3 separate regions of the Mus musculus genome follow, and all the other regions are linked to region 3. The links are chromatin loops, found by intact Hi-C in ENCODE. Cell type or tissue: heart. All regions are shown on one strand. Each heading gives the region's core, and the rest is flanking DNA. Links, peaks and the distances in the headings are about the cores only. Region 1 overlaps Col15a1 (collagen, type XV, alpha 1). Region 2 holds the start of Col15a1 (collagen, type XV, alpha 1). Region 3 has its middle 38 kb from the start of Gm52731.

Evidence for each region. Peaks named below come from ENCODE experiments on the same cell type or tissue, not always from the same donor. Only the 100,000 strongest peaks of a DNase experiment are listed, where the experiment ranks them.
Region 1: it touches region 3 in a loop (2.1-fold over the local background); 3 of 42 quality-filtered maps call a loop at or near these places.
Region 2: a loop joins it to region 3, with 3.0 times the contacts of the local background. A loop is called at or near these places in 6 of 42 quality-filtered maps.

Annotation. Positions count from the first base shown.
Region 1 is chr4:47,231,933-47,239,249 of GRCm38, forward strand. All of the region lies in intron 2 of Col15a1 (collagen, type XV, alpha 1), which reads left to right. The region is part of intron 3 of Gm32317 (a long non-coding RNA gene); the gene reads right to left. Among named protein-coding and RNA genes, the nearest start is that of Gm32317, 9.8 kb to the right of the region's middle. In heart, for the core only: a CTCF peak has its summit at 3,097 (motif pointing right); DNase peaks (open chromatin) are centred at 1,769, 3,189, 3,679 and 5,469; H3K27me3 peaks cover 723 bases.
Region 2 is chr4:47,205,929-47,213,245 of GRCm38, forward strand. Col15a1 (collagen, type XV, alpha 1) reads left to right here and starts at 2,084. Exons shown (of 40, transcript NM_009928.3): 1 at 2,084-2,434; 2 at 2,518-2,606. The coding sequence starts at 2,424. Gm12426 (a long non-coding RNA gene) reads right to left here and starts at 3,698. Exons shown (of 3, transcript XR_001784287.2): 1 at 3,366-3,698; 2 at 2,494-2,658; 3 at 1-438. In heart, for the core only: a CTCF peak has its summit at 3,036; DNase peaks (open chromatin) are centred at 2,203 and 3,021; H3K4me3 peaks cover 1,239 bases; H3K27ac peaks cover 611 bases; H3K27me3 peaks cover 4,764 bases.
Region 3 is chr4:47,146,532-47,153,848 of GRCm38, forward strand. No RefSeq gene overlaps it. Among named protein-coding and RNA genes, the nearest start is that of Gm52731, 38 kb to the left of the region's middle. In heart, for the core only: no CTCF peak of the experiment used is centred there; DNase peaks (open chromatin) are centred at 3,600 and 5,450.

The sequences.
Region 1 (7,317 bases), core at 1,079-6,078, 85 kb after region 3:
TCTGCAGATTATTTCTTTCTGGCTCTATTCATCCAATCACATTCTTTCCTTCCTGTCTCAGAGATGTAAGATGCTTGTGAGGCTAATCTGGGACATGGTATGTTGAGTTGGGGGGGGGCAGAGGTCAACAAGAAATCAACTTATCTAGGCCTCTGACTATAACCCAAGTGATCCATGTATGCCAGGCCCCGTGTTTATCCTGATGTTCACTGAGTGACGGATCTCATATTCTCAGCCAGGGTCCATCATGTCCACACAATACACACTGGAAGGCCTCAGCTCAGAGAGGCCAAGTGGCTAGCCCTTAGCCACCCGAGTGGTTAGTGGCAGACACAGGACCCAGTGTATATCTAGCTGATGTTGAAACTGGCTCTTGCCTGTGGCTGTTACCTTCGACAGGGCATCACACCCACCCAGGCCAAAGCCTAGAGAATTCTACTTCCTTGAGACCAATCGGGAGGGGAACAACCATCAGCCCTTGTCACCCTGCCATTTATATCCTGGTTGCCAGATGTGAAGCGAGACTGACAGTTCTTTCCACTAGGTAGAGAATCAAGCATGAGGAGGAGCTGGACTGGCAAACTGTTGAGTTCTGGGCACAGCACAAGCCCATAGCAAAAGGCCATGGATAGTATTGACTCCTGTCACTCAGTTCATTCCCAGATCACTTTTGTTAAGGCTTTGCTGGGGACTGAGAGGTAAGCTAGAGTGGTCCACCTGGAAGCCCACGAAAAGATGCAGCAAGTGCATAGGAAGAGGGTGGCTCCACGGAAGGACAGTGAGGTGCTGGAGCATAGAAGGTGCTTCCATGGGAAACGCCATGAGAACAGTGGAGGCAGCGGGATGCGGCGGGCGGGCAGAGCCCTCTTCCTGTCTCATGTCTGATCCTGGACTGAGTGAGCTGTTCCCTTGCTCTCTAGGAATCTCTCGTGAGAAGTGAGAGAGTCTGAGAGGGACAGGTGGGGGGATGACTGGGAGGCTGAAGAGGTTACCACTGGGCAGGTCTACTTGCCAGTTTAAGACCAGAGAAATAAACTGTAGCCCTAAACCCCAGATCCTAGACCCTTACTAACCAACCTCTCTAGAATAGAAAGGGGGAGGGAAGATGGAGGGTCTAGAGCAGAGGAGAGAGGGAAGGAGAGAAAAGGAGAGAGACAGAGAGAGAGAGAGAGAGAGAGAGAGAGAGAGAGAGAGAGAAAGACTTGCTTGAGGGAGTGCTCACACAGTAACTTCATTGAGAAGGAAAATTCTTTTGCTATATATGAAAACCGGAAAAAGGAAGAGGCGTTCTCAGTTTACTTGGAGAAAAATGCTCTTCTGTAATTCAGAAAAATGGGGTCTTTGATCACCGCCCGGCCAGGTCTCCTTTCTAAGTGGGCCCAGGACTTTTCCCTGGCAGGAAAACATTCTTCTAAGAAGTGCTTTGGGAGGTAGGTTTGTCTAAGAACCTCTTGCACCGTGCTGTGTTCATGTCCCTCACGTAGGGAGTCAGGTAGTCCCAGGGTCTCTTGAGGCTGGAGGGTCCTTGCAGTTTCCTTCCAGGGTGGGGCTGGCTTTCTTTACAGGCAGAGTGTGATGACATTATCGAGGGCGCCGCTGCTTCCCAGTTCTAGCGAGGCCAGGAAGTCTGTGGGAGAACTGTTCTCCTGGCCCCTGCAGGAGTCATTTCTTCCAGGCCTGAAGGAATCGCTGCCTAGGGTGGTTAGAAAAACTGGGAGGCAGACGAGGAGGATGAGGGATTGGAGGCACTCCGACCTGGCAGGGGCCTTGGGAAAACATTTAGGCCAGACTCTAGTTCGCAGATATTGAGCCAGAGACTTGGAAGAAGCAAAGAGACTTCTGAAGCCATGTGTGGAGTTGGTGATTGGAGGCTGTCTTAAAGGCTAGTGCCATTTCTAGTACCCTTGTGACATCTGAGAGACCACCGTATGGAAGTTGACATTTTTGTCTACCCAGGGGCCAGAGCTCTGCCAGCTGGCAGGGTGGGGCAGCCACAGGGAGGATAGGCTTAGCTCAGCCTGAGCAAAACCCTTGAAGACTTATTATTTTCTTAGGGCTGTTGACTAGGAGTGAGCTCTCCAGCAGTGGAGGTGAGCAAGAAGAAAGCAGGTGGCCTTTGATGGGTGTGGACTGGGGGATATTGTCCACAGAAAGAGAGATTTCTTTTTCAGAAGTCTGCAGCTGGTTAAACTCCTCATGCCTTTTCTTTCCAGACAGTGAGAGCCAGAGAAACGACGGGTGTGGGGTGTGCCTTAGTCCTTGGGGCCAGTTTTCTGCATAAATGTTCAAGGAAAAAAAAATCTTAGATGGACCTGTTACCAGAGGCCTGTATGTGGTTTCAGCTATGGGGAGGCTGAGGCCAGCTTGGGCAATTTAGTGAAACCATGTCTTGAGATAAAAAGTAAAAAAGGCTAAGGGTAGGCCCAGCAATGCAGATTTTCCCTAGCATCTGTGAAGAATGGAGAATCAAAATTCAGAACTGACAACAAACTATATTAATAATCCTAAGAAGGATGGGCATTGCTGTTCCCAGTAAGATAACTGGGAAGTGACAAGGGTGATATAGGGGTCCTCCTTCAGCCTTAGAGCGATAGTTGAGGTAAACACAGGGAATTCTGGACTGGAGGAGCCATGATAGGGTTCTAAAGACAGTCACTCCCACCTTACCCTGAACGGCCCCTTGATTGCTTGCTGGCTGTAGCCCAGGCTACAACCACCATGGAGCGTCCTTGACCAGAGGGACTACACACACCATAGATGAAGAGCAGCTAAGTGTTCTGTCAGCTTTCTAGGCATGAATGGGAAGCTCTGCCAAACAGAGAAGAATATCTTTGCCTCCCCAGGCAATCCACGTTGGAAAACAGGATGAGAGCTCTTCCTCTGGGTTCTAGGCTCAGCGTGGTCACAGAGTACTGCATAATGTCATGCCTCTGCTTCCGGGGCCTCTGCTTCCGGGGCCTCTGCTTCCGGGGCCGCTTTCAGATCTCTGTGGTTGGGATCTGGGTTCCTCATGGTTCCTCCAAGCCAAGAGCACTCAGTATTCCTCGGACCCCGGTCTGTAAGTTCTGAGAAGACGCGGGTCCCCGCGTGGCCGCTAGGGGCCGCTGCCGAGCCCAGTGGTGGAGCGTTCCTGGCTGTGCAGCAAGGCTCTTGGGACTTCTCCATATCCCAGCCTTGACCTGGTGCCAGAGGAAAGCAACTAAGTCTCTTGAGGCTTCAAATGCTGACAAGCAAGAGCCCTGGGCTCAGGTCCCAGATGGTCATCTGTGGGATAGAGCTTTGCAAAGCCAGATACGGTTCCCTAGGGACATCAGGCTCCAAAGGCCAGACAGGAGACCCCACAGATGGAAAGGCTGATCCAACCCAGTGCACAGAAAGGGAAACTGAGGCTGGAGTGCAAAAGGAGATATAGGTGTCCAGGGGTCTGTGGCACAGAGGAGGGATCTTGTTTCTTGCCTCCTCCAAATGCTGAACCTACCAGTCCAGTTTGTTTCTTCACTGTTAGGATTCTTTCCTGGTTTCCATGGAAACTGGCATCCGGACCCTTGGGAAGAGAGTGGCACCCTGTGGGGACTGCTCAGATTTTCCTCTGCAGTGTTCTCTAAAGCCTTCTGATGATTTCTCCCTATGCCCTAGGGAGGGGCCACCCTGAAATCACTGAGGATTCTGCACCGAACTTTCCAAGGGCAAGAGGCCCAGGCTGTTTCTGTCTGTCTTCCTTTCCTCAGGCCACGTTGCAGACTACCAGCTCTGCCAAACCCTGTGATTGTACAGGGAGGGATGCCTGTAGGATGAAAGTGGAATTCCTTGTGTTGGGGTACAATTGACCGAGCCTGGAAATACTGGTGAGAAGATGCAAAAGATAGTATTAGGGTTCTGGAGAGATAGATAGCTCTGTGCTTAAGAGCACCCACTCTCTGGCAGAGCACCTGGGCTCACCTCCCTGCAGCCACACAGTGCCTTGTAGCCATTTCTTGTTCCAGTTCCAGGGGATCAGACATTCTCTTCTGACCTCCGCAGAGATTGCATGTTCATGGTGCAGGGACATAAATGCAGGCAAAACACTCATGCATATAAAAAACTTTAAAAAATAATAGTGACTTAGAAAACAGCATGAGAACAGAAGAAAGAAGAGAAGAAGGAGGGAAGGAAAGAGGGGAGGGTAAGAAGATGATAATTTCTGTGTCCCTCACACTCCACTGAAGATAGATCCAGAAACTCATAAATGCTAGGCTCTACCCCTGACCCCAGATGTGCCCAGAATGGAATTTTGACTCTGTGTTGAAGGAACCAGGGAGCTATTGAAAGCGTTGGTTGAAAAGCGTTGGTTGAAAGCGTTGGAGCTCGCAAATAGCATGAACAGATAACCGCTAACCGTTCCTAGATAATGAGCTTCTGGTCTGGGTTCAGCTCCCTCCACATCTTCAGCACTATACGAGGCACAGCATGGGGACAGATTTTATTTGAGCAATGCCCAACCCCCCACATCCCCCATGAAACTCCTATGCATTAAAGAAATAAAGGAGCAAGACTGAAGTTAAAGTCAAGCCCATGAGGTGTTTGAGGGTCAGCAGCTATACACAGACAGCTCATCTTGTTTAATCCGGTGCAAATTGGGGTTCTGAGACAGGGAGGGGTTAGCTCATGAGCAGCACAGCTGAGAACTTGAGTGAACTTGAGCCCCACCTCTTCTGCCTGGGGGTTCACTGCTTGCCCTGAGGCTGTGTGGCTTCTGAAGAGGCTCCCTGGGATGGAAGGAGCTTGCACATCTAGTTGATGGATGAGCACGCAGGTGGTTGTAGGGTGAGGCTGGAGGCTGGAGGCTGGCCCTACCTATGCTCATTAGAACTTCAGACTCAGAGCCTGGATGTTGGTTTAGCCAGCAATCCCATCTTAGCCAAATCAGAGAGCCCCAGGCCAGGGGGAAACCCAGTCTCAGTGGCTCCTGAGGAGTGAAAGGTTGGCCCCTAGCTTCTGCATATGCATTCATTCAAATGTACACACACACACACACACACACACACACACACACACACACACACACGCACGGACAAGGATGGGATCCATTCATGCCAGTTTGACCTCCAATTTAAGGACTACATGGAAAAATAACAAGGTAATTATAATAATGAGAGAAGTGTATGCTGAATGTTCTAGACACACAGTTTTGTTCAAATTGCCCTATGATAAATGTTAAAATCTGTGGAGAAGTGTGAGCCATTTCAATGACCCCAGGCCAGAGAGTCCCATTAGCAGCCCCCACCAGCAGAGTTCCCAGCCTTCCAGGCTTTGTCGCTCCGAGATGGAGAGATTTCTTCCCACCAGCTGTGACCTCCTTCTCTCCCTTGCCCCCAGCACAAAGCCATCCCAGGACAAGTCATGGACCAAATTGCCGAGCCTGTTTCTCTTGGCTCCCAGGCTCCTCCTTCCCGCCCCTCGTGGCTGCCTGAGCAGGTGGCCTTTCCGCTGGAAGCCAGGGATAAATGAGCCAGCAGGCACAGGCCCAGCCCTGAGTGTGGGTCACTCCAGGCCAGGGGTCGTTCCCCGCCATACCGCGCCCGCCGTGGGACCATGCCTGTGGAGGAAGGCGGGGCTGCTGAGAGCAAGGCTGAGGACTAAGGCTTGTAACAGACTCTGTGGCTCTCTTTCTGAGTCGATGGAAACGGAGCCTGTGGCCCAGCTTCTGCACACTTGTCCTCTCTTGCTAGTCTGGGATCTTCGGATGAAGGTGGGAGCAGAGAGGGTGTGTGGAGAGAGTCTGCAGACTACAGCTTTTGCTAAGTTTATGCCTTGCAAGCTGCACAGCTTGCTGATAACTTGGACACCATGTCGCCATCCCATAGGATCTCCGTAAGGGAAGTGGGCAGGAAGGCCCCATGTCAACCTGGTCATCTACTCAAAGGCTGCATGTTTGGTAGAGGGTAGAGGCTAGAGGGGAACCCAGCTCTGACCAAAGTTAAAGGAGTCCTCCACTGCAGCCTGCTTCCTCTTCATCTCCCCTTTGCCAGCCGGCATACTATGGGCCAGTGTCTAGAAAGGCTGGGTAGCCAGGGATCTTGGGGGATTTATGATTTGGGGTCTGGGTAACCCCAGATTCTGCTGCTATGCCTCATGACCATGTCTCTTCCTCCTCTCCATCAGTTCCCTGGCCCATAAAGCAAGGAGGTTGATTGATAGGATTATGGAAAAACACTTTAAACAGATCCCTGGAAATAGGAATTCATGAGATGGCCATGTGCAAGCCTAGGTGAGCCCTTATCTGATCCCTGAACTCTATGCAGAAATAGAGCCCTGGATGTGAGCCAGCCCACTTACCCTAATGGACCCACAACTTCTGCAGACGCTGAAGGGTCCCACCAGAGAGCTTCCCCTCCTACCAGTAAAAGAGAGGGGAGGGGATGAGGGGACAAGACAAAGAAGGGGTCACATACTTGGGGCTTGGTGTTTTATCTAGAGCTGTGACAGGGAGCGGGGAAACCTGAGTAGGTCTTTCTTCCTTCTTCATTTCTTTCTTACAAAGATGGCTTCACCCCAATGAAAAAGCATGTTGTTAAATTTCCTTCCTTTCTCTCTCTTTAAGATAGGGTCTCTCTACGTAATCCTGACTATCCTGGAACCCATTATGTAGACCAGACTGGCCTCAAGACTCATAGAAATCCACCTGCCTCTGTCTCCTGAATGCTGAGATTAAAGATACATGCCCTATGTCTGGCACAAGCCCTTAAATTTCTAAAAACAGATTCAAGGATTTAAGAATATATAAATATCTTTATTTTTCACACCAGGTGACTGGTATAATGTAAAGGTACCCAGTGAAGAGGCGAGTCATCTATCCTCCATTCTCTACTTCCTATCTGGACATGATTTCTAGCCCCAGTTTCTTGGAAATCCTTCTGGAGAGATCCTAATATATTCTACTATATAAATTGATTATGCATGTGGGAACTTGACAGATATACTTGAATTAAGAGCTTTGAAGCCTCTAGACAGCACCATCTCTTGGGCTACCTTACACATGTAGCTCATTGAGGCTAAGAGCCGTATGTAGAGCATGACTATGGCCTTCAGCGTCCTTTGCATGCTTATGTATTTGCTACATGCTGCTTCCTGCTGATAATTATTCTTTTCTTTTTACTGACTGTATCCTGGCTACTGCTCAGATCATTACCTAAGGACTCACAGCATTCGGGAGGCTACATCCAATTCCCTTGAGTGAATATATTTTATCATTCACACTGGGTCAAAGAATACATATGCATTGGTACTTTTGGAAGGTGTCAGATTGCATCCCATGGATGTGACACAATTTAGGATTTC
Region 2 (7,317 bases), core at 820-5,819, 59 kb after region 3:
CCAGTCTCCACACGTCCCAGTCTTGCAGATTGGCCTGAACCGTGGTAAACAATTTAGACTAGCTGGGGTATGACATGACGCTTCCTTTTGGCTATTTCTACAACTCCACATTGAATGGAAGGAAATCACTTAAGCCCTCGCAGCACTGTCTGACAGGAGGTGGAATGCCTCACTTGGCTTCCTGCCCCATCAGTCCCACACCCACAGGGGACCCTCTCCCGCTCCCTCTCAGCTCCTAGGCCTGAGATATCTCCGGTCTTAGGCCATAACTCCCACCTTCAGGCCAAATTTCAACACAACAATCTTGCTTGCCTTTTCCAGGTGAAGGAGAAGTAAACCAGTACGATCGGCCAGGTTCTGTTTCCAGTCACCACATGAGAGAAGACCCAAGGGGATCTTTGTCTTTAGATTTCAAGGAGCTGGGTCTCGGGTGCTTACCTAGAAACAACAAATGTGTACACAGGACTTCTCTGAGAGGGCGGTAAAGGAATCTACTGCAGTATCCAGCACTGATGAGTTGAACCACAGTCAAGCCCCATCAGCTGAATACAGGATGTACCTTCCTCCTGGGGCAGGTCAGGCTTGTGGCATAAAGTCATCTTATATGTGTAACCAAACTGTATCTGTGTATTAAACATAAGCTCTTCCCTATCTCATTTAGACACGGCCGTCTCTCCATAGACCCCTTGTTTGCTCGTTTGGAACAGGGTGGTAAGCTCTCAATCCAGTTTCACTCTGACTTATGAGCAAAGACAGACTTCAAGTGTGGTATTAAGTAGGACTGGTCCTTTGTCTTGTTGATGGGTGAAGCAGAAAATGGTGGCAACCATGGTAAACTGGAGGATATTGCCCAACTGATGAAATTCCAATAAAATCTGACATCAAAAATGCAGGTTCCATGTCATCAGGTCTACCTGAATTCTAATAGTCCACAAATTTGGTTTTTCAATTTGTGTGCATATATTTGTATGTACATGCATGTAGGAGTGCCCACAGAGGCCAGAGGAGGGTGTTAGGTCGCAGGAACTAGAGTTGCTGGTGATTGTAGCCTACTCTATGTGGGTGCCTGGACCTTGGGTTCTCTTCGAGAGCACTACATGCTTTTAACCCCTGAGCCATCCTTCCAGCCCTACAAAATATGGATCTTAATAAACAGTTCATAATTATAAAATGTTGTTATTATTAACTTTTTAATTTGGAAGCTATCACTGACCAAACTTATCTGCGGACCACATGGAGACCCAGGCCACCTGTTTATAGCCACTGGCTCTAACTGTCAAACAGAACAACCTTGGGTGCGACAATTTCCTTAGGTAAATCTATCTAGGAAGTCAGTTACAGATCTGGCTGGTGCATTTTACAAGTAATAGAGAAATCCAGACCCAAGAAAGCCAATTCCCCATGGTTAATCATTTGTAACAAGTGTTATACCCATCACAGAAGGCACAAAAGGGGAACGAGAGTTCAAATCCATAGACAGGGTGAACAGATGTCAAAGCCACCTTAAGTGGGCAGTATCCTTAGAATGCCCCCTAACTTCCTTGTTAGTTCCTTGGAGCCCTCCTGGCTTCCGGTGCCTCGGTCCCTTAAAAGCCAATGGCTCTGCCTGTCTTGACCCTTGTGGTGTGTCCTCACCCCCACGTTTCCTGCAGTGCACTAGTTAGTAACTGCAAGAGCTCCTAAGGATAGCGTTTTTCAAGAGCTAAGCTCCCAATTCCTGCCTTCTGTGTTGCTTGTTAGTTAAAGGGTGTCTTGTTCCCAGCGGGCAGGTAACACACCTGACTCTATGTGCCTAGGTCAACATTGAGACCTTACTCTTTTCTTCAATGTTGATTCTCTTGTGTGGCTCACTGGATGGATGCCTTGGTAAATCGTTTGGCTTCTCTGGACTTCAGTTCCCCTTGGTCAAGGTTTTGGGATTCCAAAATATTCAGAGCACACCCCACGAGTCCTTCAAAGTCCTCGCTCTGTGTATGACTTCCGTCCCCACCGTGTTACTCTGGGGCATGCAAGTGGGATCTTGGCTGGCCTGCTGGGTGTGGCACAGCAACCAGGAGCGACTTCAACCGCGTAGCTTTGGGACACTGCCACTCCCCTCTGAATCTCAATAGCCTAGTCTGTCATGTAAGGAAACCCCAGCGATCCCAGCCGGCCCTGGGTTGTGGAGCTCTGCGTCTGCATGCGGGGCTTTCCTCGCGGGTTACATAAGGCTCTGGGGTGGCGGGAAGAAGGGGGCGTGGGGAGGCGCAGCGGGGACCGGCGGCGAGGTGGGGCACCGCGCGTGGGGGAGCGCAGGGCGCGGCGGAGTCGGGTTTCAGAGCGCGGGTGACTCAGGCGCGGGCAGCAGCGGGGATCCCGCCGTCGCCACCGAGCGCAGCCTTTGTTCCGCGGGCGAAGTACAGCTGGGGTCCGGCGGCTGCACCATGACACACAGGTAGGACCCGCGCCCCGCTCCCCCTGCACCTTCGCCTCACCTCCTAGCCGCCGCCTCACCTTCTCTGCCACCGCTTCTTGCAGGAGGACCGCGCAGGGCCGGCGCCCGAGGTGGCTGCTCTCCATCATCTCCGCGCTGCTCTCCGCTGTCCTGCAGACCCGCGCTGCGACAGGTAAGCCACAGCCGCTTGGGTTTGCGCGCCCGGGTGCTACGGCGCCTCATTCCTGGACATAAAAGGGAGTACTTGCTTGGCGCGGCGCACAGCCGTCTTGCCCTGGGTCCTCCCGGGCCCCCCGGGTTCCTAGGCGCTGAGATGATTGCCTCAGCGAAGGCACACAAGAGTGTCTGGGCTGGACGTGGCTCACCAGAGCGGGCAGAGAGGGGTTTTAGCTGTACAGTGACAACACACTGCCAAACTATCCCAAAGCGCGCTGGGCTCCCGCGCTGAGGTCGTGCGCACTGGGCTGTAGGGTGAGCAGGTCCCATGTACACTCAGTCCATGGGAAAACATGGTCTTCGGCAGGGATACCTTGACATCCTAGTCGTTCCTGACATAACAGAACAGAGTCGCTAGCGTGTTTGGTTCAGCCTGAGTCACTAGAGGTCCCCATCCCTGCCGGACAGAGGCGCAGTGGATGATGGACTAAGCCTGAGAAACTGATCTTTCTTTCTCTTCTATGGGCCTCAGTTTCCCCTGAGAGGACTCAGAAGCTGTTGGATTAAAGTGGGTCTGACTTAAAGTCGAACTGCCGGTGTGAATTGCGCCTCTGTTGGGTGACTGTGGGCAACATTTTTTCACTCTGCATGCCTCAGTTTCCTCATCTGAGAAGATCTGGTAAACTAGACCCTCATTGTTCCAGAAGCGTTGAGAAGTGTAACGGACAGATGGGAAATAATGTCCTTTCCATGAGAATAAGTGTCGGAAAGATACCTTGCTCTTCTCAGGAGTGCCTGTGTTGGAAAGCATTGTTGGGGAGGCTTAGGAAGTGGCAACTATGAAAGCCAGAACTCAAACCCAGTTGGGCAGGTTCCTGTCCCTGCTCAGCCTTTGCATTATGTACTCAGCAAAACCAGGCTTTTGGAACAACAGCCCTGACCCGCTTTGGACTTAGAGAAGTAGCGCATAGCCCAGTTGAAAACAGTGAAGGCGGAGAAGTGTTGTATAGTCCCCTAGGAAGCTGGTCCAGGATTGGTGGTCTTGTTTGACTCCGTAGTTACTTGAAAATGCCTGGTATCACTCCGCCCGTGATCTGCAAGGGAGCAAGGCGCAGATGCAATGATAGCTTTTCCTGCCAGGGCGCCCAGCCTGGTGTTTCTTGCAGATCAAAGGGCAGTTGGAGCAGAGTTCTGGCTTCTCCCAAGGATAGCCAGTGTGGAAACCTTGCAATTTCCCATATGACATAGGGCTTTGCCAAGTCAGCAGCAGAGGGCAGCTGATGACATCCAATGCCCCTTTGGGATTTGAAGAGGGCTCCTGGAGCCCTGAGCTGTATAGATCTTGCATGAGGTTTACACGGTTAATTCTTACTCAGCCTTGCATTGAATGAGGTCTGAATGAGTTCCTGTCTCAGTCACTATCCCAGGAGCTGGAGACTAAGGACTTAAGATATCCTATTCTGAGCACACTGAATCCAAGTCCTAGCTTTCTAAGAGTCTAGAGTAGGATTTGATCCAGGTACTCTTACTCCAGAGACTTTGCTGTCAACCATCAATCAAAAGAGTTTCCCAGACAGAGATGGCCTTAAGGTCCCCCAGTTCCCGGTGAATGCTCTAAAGGGAGTGTCCTCCTCATGAGAGGAGTCCGGTCCACCTCCAAAGCTCTTATATCCTGCTGTGCTTCCCATCTCCTTACTAAGAGAAGAGGCCCAGGAGGGGCTGCAATTATCCTAAAGCCACTCAGTTGTTCCAAGGTAGTTGTACCACAGTTGTTCTGTGGTAGACTGCAAGTCTGTGGGCTCTGAGGGACATTCCCCCTCAGGGCCACGGTTCAACTGGCTGTTAGGAAAAGAAGAGGGAAGGAAGGAAGGAAGGAAGGAAGGAAGGAAGGAAGGAAGGAAGGAAGGAAGGAAGAAGACAAGAAAGGTTTGCTGAACATGGTGGCACATGTTTGTAATCCCAGCATTTGCAATGCTAAGGCAAGAGGATTGTCAGTTCAAGGCTGGCCTGGGCTACTTAGCTAGACTATATTTCAATGGACACACCCCCCCAAGCCTTTATAGCTTTATAGGCAACAGCAGAGTTCACACCAGCCCCATAGATGCGGCTTCACAGACAGCGATACCAAGGCTCATTTGTCCATGAGCACTTGGCCTTCATTGGTAGAAGTCCAGCTGGAAGAATCTATGCTCTTGACCACTAAACTAAATGGTTAAGCTTGTGTCATTTCCCCAGTAGCTAGGCAGCTTCTTAAATACTAAATATTGATTACACCACCATCTAGTGACTCTACTCCTTTAATGTCTATTCAAGTGAAAGACAAATCATATGCCCACTCAAAAACTTTTATGTAGCCGTTCATAATGGCATTATACATAATGGCAAAGTATAGAAAGAAGCTGGGTCATTAACTGCTAAACAAATGAATAAATCATGGTATATCCACTAGCGAAATATTATTCAACAATAAAAAGTGAGGGAGCACAGACCCATGCTACAGTATGGTAAGTGAAGGTGGCCAGGTAAAAACCTGCAAGTTACCCGAGTCCACTAACAAACTTCCTTAAAGGGGAAAAAGCCACAGAGATGGAAGGTATCCTTAATTGCTTAGGCCTAGGGGAGAGAGCAGGGGTGACTAAAATGGGCAGCTGGGGACTTTGTAAGGCCTGGGCTGAGGTGCTGTGCTGCCACACCGATGCCTTACCTCACTTCACTGTCTTCAGCACGAGCAACACTGCAGACCTCAGCAAACCTGCTTAGGAAAACAAAAACGAATGCACTTTGCAGACATCCAATCTCAGGTGGGTGAAACTTCTTGTCTGGTTCCCGGACATAGAGCCTGCACATGGGTGGCCACTTCCAGACTGCCAGCCCCATCAAGTACTGGCTGCCTTGGGAAGGCTGTTCTGAGTCCTGGCTGCTCCTCTGGGTTTCCAGCTCTATTGTCTGTGCTGTCCCTGAATGCCACCATAGGCAAAGCTCCTATGGTGGGGATGGAACACAGGCATATGGTAATCTTCAGATAGTGGATTTATTACTAAGTAGATCTTTGCTCCTCCATGACCCAGTTTTGAGGATTGGAAAACCCAGGCTTTATCATGGACCCATTCTTTCAGTAAGCTGAGATGACTAAAGTCTCCTTCTGAGCCTCTATTTTACCATCTCTGAGATGGGATGGCAAGATTTGCTCAGCTCTGTGTTTCTTCTAGTTTTGAACACTGGACAATAAAACAGTATTTACGCCATCTGGTTCAGCAAACAGATTGAGCACACACTCAGCCAGGCCTCCTGCAGACTGGGAATAGGAAGGAGCCAGGCCCAGATCTCCCCTAGGAGGCTCTGAGTTTACAGGTAGAAAGAAAAGGTCACATCTCATTCCATATTTCTCTCATCCTGAGGGCTCCTCCGTCATGGCCTCTTGTGTTTCTGAAGGGTCAGGGCAAGGCTGCTGGCCAACATTGCAAGCTCTCTCCCAGTGAAATAGCTGGTTTGAAATGGCTGCTGTTTTGGAGGTTGGAATGGCTGCTGAAGCAGGTATTGTTGTGCCTGTTAATAAGGTACTGGTGTGTTCAAATCATCTGCTTCCTTTGCTTTCTCCTGAGGGAACACCTTCACCTAAGAGTGCGCCTTGAAAGTCCAGCCCAGCTGAAATAGTAGGAAGCAGAACACCCGAGGTTTTGACCTGCCCTGGTTAGGGGTGGGGTTCCCTACCTCTCAGGGGTGATTGTCACCTGGACCTTTATAGTTGTCAGATCTGCTCATTGAAAAAAGAAGACAACCTAAACGCACATCCCTAAATGCCTGGGCTCTATCTTATTTGACTTTGAGCCTTTTCCACAAGGGATATATTTTTCAGTTTCTAGTTTTCTCTGAATATTAAGGTTTTGAGATTCCTGTGTGAGGCAAATTGTTTGCTCTGTGGTATAATAGTGCCCTCCGTGACTGTACCTGCTGTGAGTTTTCCGTTTTATTTTCAGCAGCACATGGGCTGTCATGTACCTGTGGAATCTGACAGTGGGGTATGACTGTTGTCGTGTGCATCTCAGGACATGTGTGTAGGAGGCATTTTCTTTAGTTTCCTATCCAGATGGGGTGCAGGGTCACAGGGGTGAATATTTTCCACATAAGCAGGTATGGCTGGCATGCCTTTCTCTGTTGTGGGCATCAGGAAGTGAGAGTCCCCATCCTCACATCCCGGCCAGCATCTGGCCTCATCACTGCATTTAATGTCAACATTTCTAACAGGCGCCAGGTAGAATCCTAATGAAGCCTGTATTTGTATTTTCCTAGCTCGTGCCTATGTGTATGTGTTTCTCTTCTCTCTGTGTGTGAGTGTGGGTTTATGTGTATGTGTGCACACCATCATCTTGTTCTTTTAAGACAAGGTCTCTCACCTGTCAGTGTAGACTGTCTCTCACCTGTCAGTGTAGACTGTCTCTCACCTGTCAGTGTAGACTGCCTGTCCAGCTAGCCCTAGGGAGCTACCTGCCCAGTACTGGTGTTACAGTGTACACTAGGGTCAGTTTTTAACATAGATGTTAGGGATGTGACTCAGGTGCTCATGCTGGTGGTAGACACTTCACTCACGGACACATCTCGCCAGGCTTAGTTGATCAGTATTTCGTATGTTTATGAACCATTTGTAAATCTTGACTGTTAAAAAACTGATGTGAAGCAGGGCAGAGGTGGCACATGACTTTAATCCCAGCACTTGGGAGGCAGAGGCA
Region 3 (7,317 bases), core at 1,189-6,188:
ACCAAGCCATCCCCAGCATAGAAGCAGAGGGGGCACGATGATAGCTCACCATTATAAAAATAAATCAGGGGGAGATGTGGGGAAACTCTGCTAATTAAGGTTGAATTCTACCACTGACCAGATGGCTTTCTGAAGCTCTCAGTGCATGAGGGAAGGGAGGCTTCTCCTTCTCTGACCTCACCTGGGGAGTTCAACACCCACCCCTCTGCCTCTACCTGCAGGATGTCACGTAGCCTTAGTTAGATTACAGGTTCAACTTCCTTTCTACTCTGTAGATAAGAACATGGTCAGCTAGCACTTGAGATTCCCGAAATGCCAACGAGGCATTTCAGTACCTTAGCCTTCAGCCAATGATCTTTGCCCATCCTGTATATTCTAAACCCTGTCCCCCAAATTATACAAGCCTTGAATCATCCCAAGTGAAGCTGATCTGGCTGCCCACAGCTGGTTCTGGGAATGTCACTCACAGGGCTTCTGGAATGCTGCTCCCCCCCCCCCCATCCATCATCTCGGCTCTCAGTGTCCTCGAGGACCATATTGGCCAGTGATCCCCAGGGGACAGGCAGGGTCACACAGAACTATGAGATTTTTTTTATCTGGCCCAACTACACCTGAGGATAGGCTTTCTAGGAGATCACCTGCTTGTATAACCTCTTCCCTTCCTTCTGCTACCACATGTATCCCCTGGAGGCTTTTTCTTAAGGACATTTCTAGGTCCCTTCCTGTGTTTCTCAGAAGCTGTACCTAGACGCATGCTGTACTTCTAGCCATTGAGAGACCTTCCCACATCTTTGCCTTCCATTTCCCCCAGGCTTCACCTCTCCTTTAGGGATGTTTGCTCACTTGAGTTACTAAGTGACCAACCATGCTGTGTGGGATCATGTCTGTTTCTGTTCACTCCTACACTGTCAGATCTGATACCAAGCTCCAGATGGCGAGAGGGGGGACAGATAAGGACTGTGATGGATTGTTTTAATATCAATTTAACACTATATATAGAGACTCATCATCAAGGAGGAGGAGAAGGGTCTCTGTAAGGGATTGTCTGAATTGTGCTGGCCTGTGAGTTTAGCTGTAAGGGAATATCTGGATTTCATTAACTAAAGGAGGAAAACCACTGTGAGTAGCACCATTCTCTAGGTGGGGGATTTTGAACTGTGTGAGAATGGAGAAGGGAACCTGAGCCTAAATATGCATTTAATTTTATTTGAGCATGGAAGGACTTTCATTTTGTTGGGGAAGGAATGTTGTTTCTATATTAATGAATATGGGCTGATGAAACAGAATATATGTATGCTCAAAGATATCCACGATATCTCAGGGTACACTATTTGCCCAGTATCGAATTTATTCCTCTCTGTTCTTTTGTTTTTGTTTTGTTTTGTTTTTCGAGACAGGGTTTCTCTGTGTAGCCCTGGCTGTCCTGAAGCTCACTCTGTAGACCAGGCTGGCCTCGAACTCAGAAATCTGCCTGCCTCTGCCTCCTGAGTTCTGGGATTAAAGGCGTGCACCACCACGCCCGGCTTCCTCTCTGTTCTTGACTATGGATGTGATGGGCTAACTGCTTCAAGTTTCTGCTGCCTTGGCCTCCCCACAATGATGGACTGAACCTGAAGCTCTAAACTGAATAAACACTTTCTCCCCAAGTTGTTTTCTCCCCAGGATATTTTATCACAGCCACAGAAGATGAAACTAAAACAGAAAGCAGCATAGACCTCAAAACAGAAATGGAAAACTTTTGTAAACTATATCAAACAGAGGGTCTGCAGGGATGGCCCAGTGGCTAAGAGCATGAGCTGCTCTTGCAGAGGACTGGGGTTCAGTTCCCAGCACCTACAAGGTAGCTCACAACCATCTGTAACTCCATTTTCACGAGATTTGACATCTTCCGGCCTCTCTACGAGCTCTGCACTCATGTGATGCATATACAAACAGACAAAACTCTTATACCCATAAAATAAAAATAATCTAAAAACCGTGCCAGGTGACAACTAAGGACTATATTAAAAGCTTTTGCAAACGAGAATAAACAAACATCTTAATAATTTTGAAAAGTCTAGCTGGGAAGCAGCTCATGCTTTCAGTTCCAGCACTTGGGAGGCAAAGGTGGCTTTGTACACTTAAGGCCAAACTTGTTTACATAGCCCAGGACAGCTGGGCCTACATAAGGAAACCCTGTCTCAAAACAAAAAGCACACGAGCAGACTAGTCTCACATGCACCTACATAAGAAAGAGACACATGGAAAGGGACAGACACAGGGACAGGCAGAGTTCCTAACCCTTGGGAAAGGGTATCAGTGAGCAGCAAATAAAAACAACAGTGAAAGGATATTTAAAAATGATTGAGTTGCTGAGACTTAATTTTATAAAAATACCGTTGTCAGTGGGGTGTGGTGGCACAGAGCATTGATCCAGGCGCCCTCGAGGGAGAGACAGAAAGGGCTGGGAAGTGTTTTGAACTGAGAGATCCAGTTTAATCCAGTTCCACATTGACTTTGAAGCTCAATGAGACCCTACCTTTGAAAAACGAAAGCAAAACCAGAACCAAACAGGTGGCCCTCAAATAAGACCATGGGGTCAAAGAGAAGCTAGGGAGGCAAGCATTCTCACCCAGAGCTGGTGCAAGGACAAGGGATGCCCGCAATAGGTCATGGTTCCCTCAGGCAAAATGCTGGGTTCTTTGCCTCTACCCCTGTGTCTTTGTACCTGGAACTCAATGCCCTGTGTTGGTCAGTGGACACTTCTTAAACAGGATGGAGGCGATTGGGGAATATCCATCAGAACTTCAGGGTTTCACTTCCTTTCCTTTAGGGATCCCAATTCCCAAAGGTATGCTTAGCCATTAAGACAGAAATGCTTCTTTAAGATCATCCCTCAGGAAACTGGACACTACCAAAATGTCCTCAGGGCGGCAAGCCACTTACACTCAGAAATCTGCTATCATTTATCTCGTTTGAATTGCACACATTTGGAGAGTATTGAGCATAGTTGATCATGCTATTGATAACACTAAGTGGAAAAAATTTAAACTCTTTATACACCGTGATCTTGATTTTTGTCTTTTAAAGAGGTCACATTCACTAATAGTTGGCTGAAGGATTTTTTTTTGTATTATCCATTTCTTTGTTTTCTCTTAATGTTCCAAAGTTTCAACAGTAACTTTATAAAAGTACTACTTTTATAGTCAGAATAAAAGAAAGTTTTAAAATGGAAAGTACAGTTAATACCAAACTTGTGACCAGCCACAAGAAGGGCGGTGACTCGAGGTGGCATGTGTCCCACCACCACTCTCAGAGGGTCACTTTCTGGTGGTTTAGAGAATTGGCCTCTTGAGTGAACTTGATCTGGCTTTATTTAGACAACAATGGGATGGAACACTGTCATACTGGTGTTCTTTGCGTCTGTTTTTCCATGACCTGGAAAATCTTAAAATACAGTCTCTTCTTTAAAAAGAAAAGAAAAGAAAACCCACAGGTCCTTTGACTGGAATAGACTCTCCCGTGGCTCACTGGTCTGTAAAAGTCATTAGGATGCAACAAGGGGTTGACCTCCATTCTTTGTCTTAGCTGAAAATTTCCCCACGGCTGGCTCAGGATTCCCAAGAGGAAGGCAATTAAGTGACCCAGCAGGATTGTGTAGGGCCTTGGTCTGGGCTTATCTTGATTAGGAGGAAGTGGACGTCTACTTGGTCCAAATTTAGAGCACAGAAAAGAGCCAGATGTTTGAGACTATGACAAGCATTATCCCTGTGGGTTTGCCTTTCTTGCCATTTGGGGAGTGTCTGGCTTTGCCTGTAAGGGCACAGAGCAGAGAAGATGGCAGGGTCCACTTTCCAGCATGTCTGCCACAGCCTGCGTCCACAGAGAAGCTCATCTTCATGCTGTGTTGTAAGGAGCCTGGGCACAACCCTTTAGGCTGAGGAAACTTCCACCCTCCCTAGATTGATGTGGATCTGATAATCAAAGCTCCTCATTGATCCAGATCTCTTCTCGAATGGCTCCTCCCACTGCAGGAGGAGGTGGGGATTATTGCAGGTAGGGGTTCTATGTGGAAGCATCAGGAGCTAAGCACACACAGGAGAGGTGGCACACAAATGACAGTGGTCTGGTTTGAACTTTGCTAAGCATCTTCTTAGCCATGTGAACTTAGACACATAATCTCTTGCCTCTCTGCCCAGTCCTCTCATCTCCCCAGGCTGGTGGTATTGATATTAGTGATATGACTGATAAAGTTCTTAAGCATTATCTTTCTTTCTTTTATTTTTTTGGTGTATGGTAAGCATGCAGCATGGTGCTTGCTGCAGCCTGGAGTTTACAGCATCATTAACTCTTCTTTGCATTCACCCATTCCGTGGAGGAAAGTCACTGAGCTGACTGAGCTAAGCACCGTGCCAGGAGCTAGGACCTCAGACAGGATAGTACACAGGACCCTACTTCCATTCCATAAGGCCCAGTTTTTAGGGCTGAGACCCCAGTGGGAACTGCCCAATAGGACATGGCTCAGTGTGGTGTCCTGTTACCTCTGGCTTTCTCCCCTCCACAAATATACCAGGCACCTTTGCTCCTTATGGCTCAGAGGTGGAGACAGAGTGATCGGGATCAAGAGCCCATCTCCTAGACTACTGGAAACTTTCAAGGTGCAACTTAACCACCATCTGTTGGACACAGGAGCCTTCTCTGGCCCCCAAAGCAAATCTAGAGCATTGCTGCATCAGCACAGTGTTCTGCTGAATCTCTCTGCCTTGTCTTCCTTCAAAGACACTGAGAGCTTTTAAGGGCAGATTTTCTGCTTGATTCGAACCCAGGCCCCAGTGCCCAGTATGGGTAGCAGACTGAAGGTGTGTAACAAGTACTAGTTGGTTAGCTAACTTACAGGGAATGGACCACCACAGAGGCCATTGCTGCACTGCCTGTGTGACAGAAAATCCCTTTCCACCATGATGTTTTATGAGACCATGAGATTTGCTCTACAGAAACCCGAGCCTCTTCTAATCCCAGCGGCAACCCTGAGTGAGCTGAGCTTCTGCCACAAAGAAAGTGCCTGCCTGAGGGACTTGTTCTCAACATGGTTTGAGACTGTAACTTTGTCAGCACGGTCTTGGGAGAGTGAGCCCCTTGTCCTGGGGCTGGCCGAGGGCCAGTCCATTTGCTTTTCATTGTGTGGGAGATTGTTTAATGGGATTGGAGTTACTGAGGCTGATGTTGCAACAGAAATAATTGGCTGTAAGGCTCCATGTGCTTCAGGGACCGGGACACAGAGATCTGATATTTTGTTTCCTCGTTTACTTTGTGGGTGACTCAGGGATGGCTCCTTCTCTGCTCTGGACCTTGTCCAAGGAATGGTGATTGTGGAGGGGAGTAGGGGTGGCTGATGATTAATCTAGAAGGTTCCTTCCTGGTCTGATACGCCTTCTCTAGCTTTCCTCCTCATATCAGATTGATGAAGGCCAGCTCACTCAGAGTTGGTGGAAAGTGGTTTGGATGGAGTTCTGGGAGAAGGTCCAGCCTCCTGAGCTCAAGGTCATGGTTTAGGAACCAAGAGCTCAGACAAACCCTGAAGCCATGGAGCGAGATCCACCCACGGGATGGGGGAGGGGTGTGCTCAGCACATTCCTGCTGAAAAGTGTAAACGGAAAACAGACTAGAGTCCTGGGGGATAATGACCAGATCTACCAATCATGGATGTCTGGGTGGCTCTTCCAGACAGAACATGTCTAGGACCCACATCCTAAACTGAGGAGCCGTGTCCCCAGCCATCCTGCCTTAGCATGGAAGGATCTTGGGGGTGGATTTGCTCAGGACACACTCTGAGGTTCTTGGAACTTAAGACATAATGGCAGGGTCCACTGAGAAGAGATGAAACTCACTCACCCTAGATATTTATGGCATATAGGTTTAAAAAGAACTAAGATGTGATCCTGGCATGGTGGTTCATGCCTCTAATGTCAACCATTGAGCTGCTGAGGCAAGAATACCACTGCAAGTTCAAGACCAGCCTGGGCTAAGGGTGAGTGAATTTCAAGGGAGTAGAGGTGAGTCAATGGGTAGACGTACTGGCTACGTCAGTCCAGCTTCAAAAAAGAAATAAACAAAATTTTAAAAGAGTGAGTTTCAAATCAGCCCGAGCTACCGAGTGAGACCATGTCTCAAAAGAAAAAAAAAAAAAAAAACGGAAAAAGCAAAAGGAGATAAATTGTGAATTTTGCTGTTTTAACATTTTTCATCTATTCTGCTGTGCCTTCACCATCAAATTCCTGATTATTTCATGGCTTTCAGAGAAATCCTCAGTCTGTGGCAGTCAGTTCTGTTCTAATATGCCCAGCCCTACCCCGCCCCTGCCCCGCCCCTGCCCCTGTCCCGCCCCGCCCCCCGCCCCTGCCCCCTCCCCCGCCCCCGGCAGACAAAGATCTATCTTCTCTCTCTCTCTGCGAATTTGCGTTTTCTATATTTTTTTTCCATACCATTGAACATGAGGCCAAGTAAGTTTGGCTTTTTTCATTGAGCACAGTTTTCAAGGCTTGTGCACATTGGCCTATAGAGAACAGTTAAAAATCCTGCATGCCACCAGATGAGGTGGCTCACACCTATAATCCCAGCACTTAGGAGCTGTAGACCAGACGGTCAGGAATCCAAAGCCAGGCTCAGCCACATAGTGAGTCTGAGGCCAACCTGAGCTATAGGAAACACCACCTCCTCTCTCTCTGCCCCAGCCTCAAGTGCCATGTAGGCAAACTCACAGTGTGAGCTCAGTGTGATCCATCAACGCATCAGGCAAGGGACAGGAACTCTGTTCTTAACTCCCTAGGGACAGGATGATAACTTCCTTCAGATAGGTGGGCAGACTCTGCCAGGAATTTCTGGAAGAAAGCAATCAGTGACAAGAAGTTCTTCTCATCAGGAGGACACACTGATTTAACGTGTCTGAACTACGGAAACTAGCTGTCCTCACCCCACATACTATGGTGATAATACAACTTAATTTGATTAATAACTAAGCAGACACTGAAGACAAGCCTTAAAGGACTTTTGTATAGGGAGGAAGAAGAGAGATCAGTCCAACTATGAGGACACAGGACAGGACACACAGTGAAGGATGAAGAAAAGAGTCAGGAATGGGTTGTTCATGTCAACTACAGCAAACCCCTAAAACTAACAGGGAGTGAGGAAGGGAAAGCAGTAAGTCAACCAACCAGAATGTCAACTAACAAAATAATATGAAGTCGCAAACTCTGCTCTACAATAACCTTAAATACAAAGAGCCTCAACCCACCAATAAGAAAACTCAGACTAAGATTACCCAAGATACAATTTGCAAAA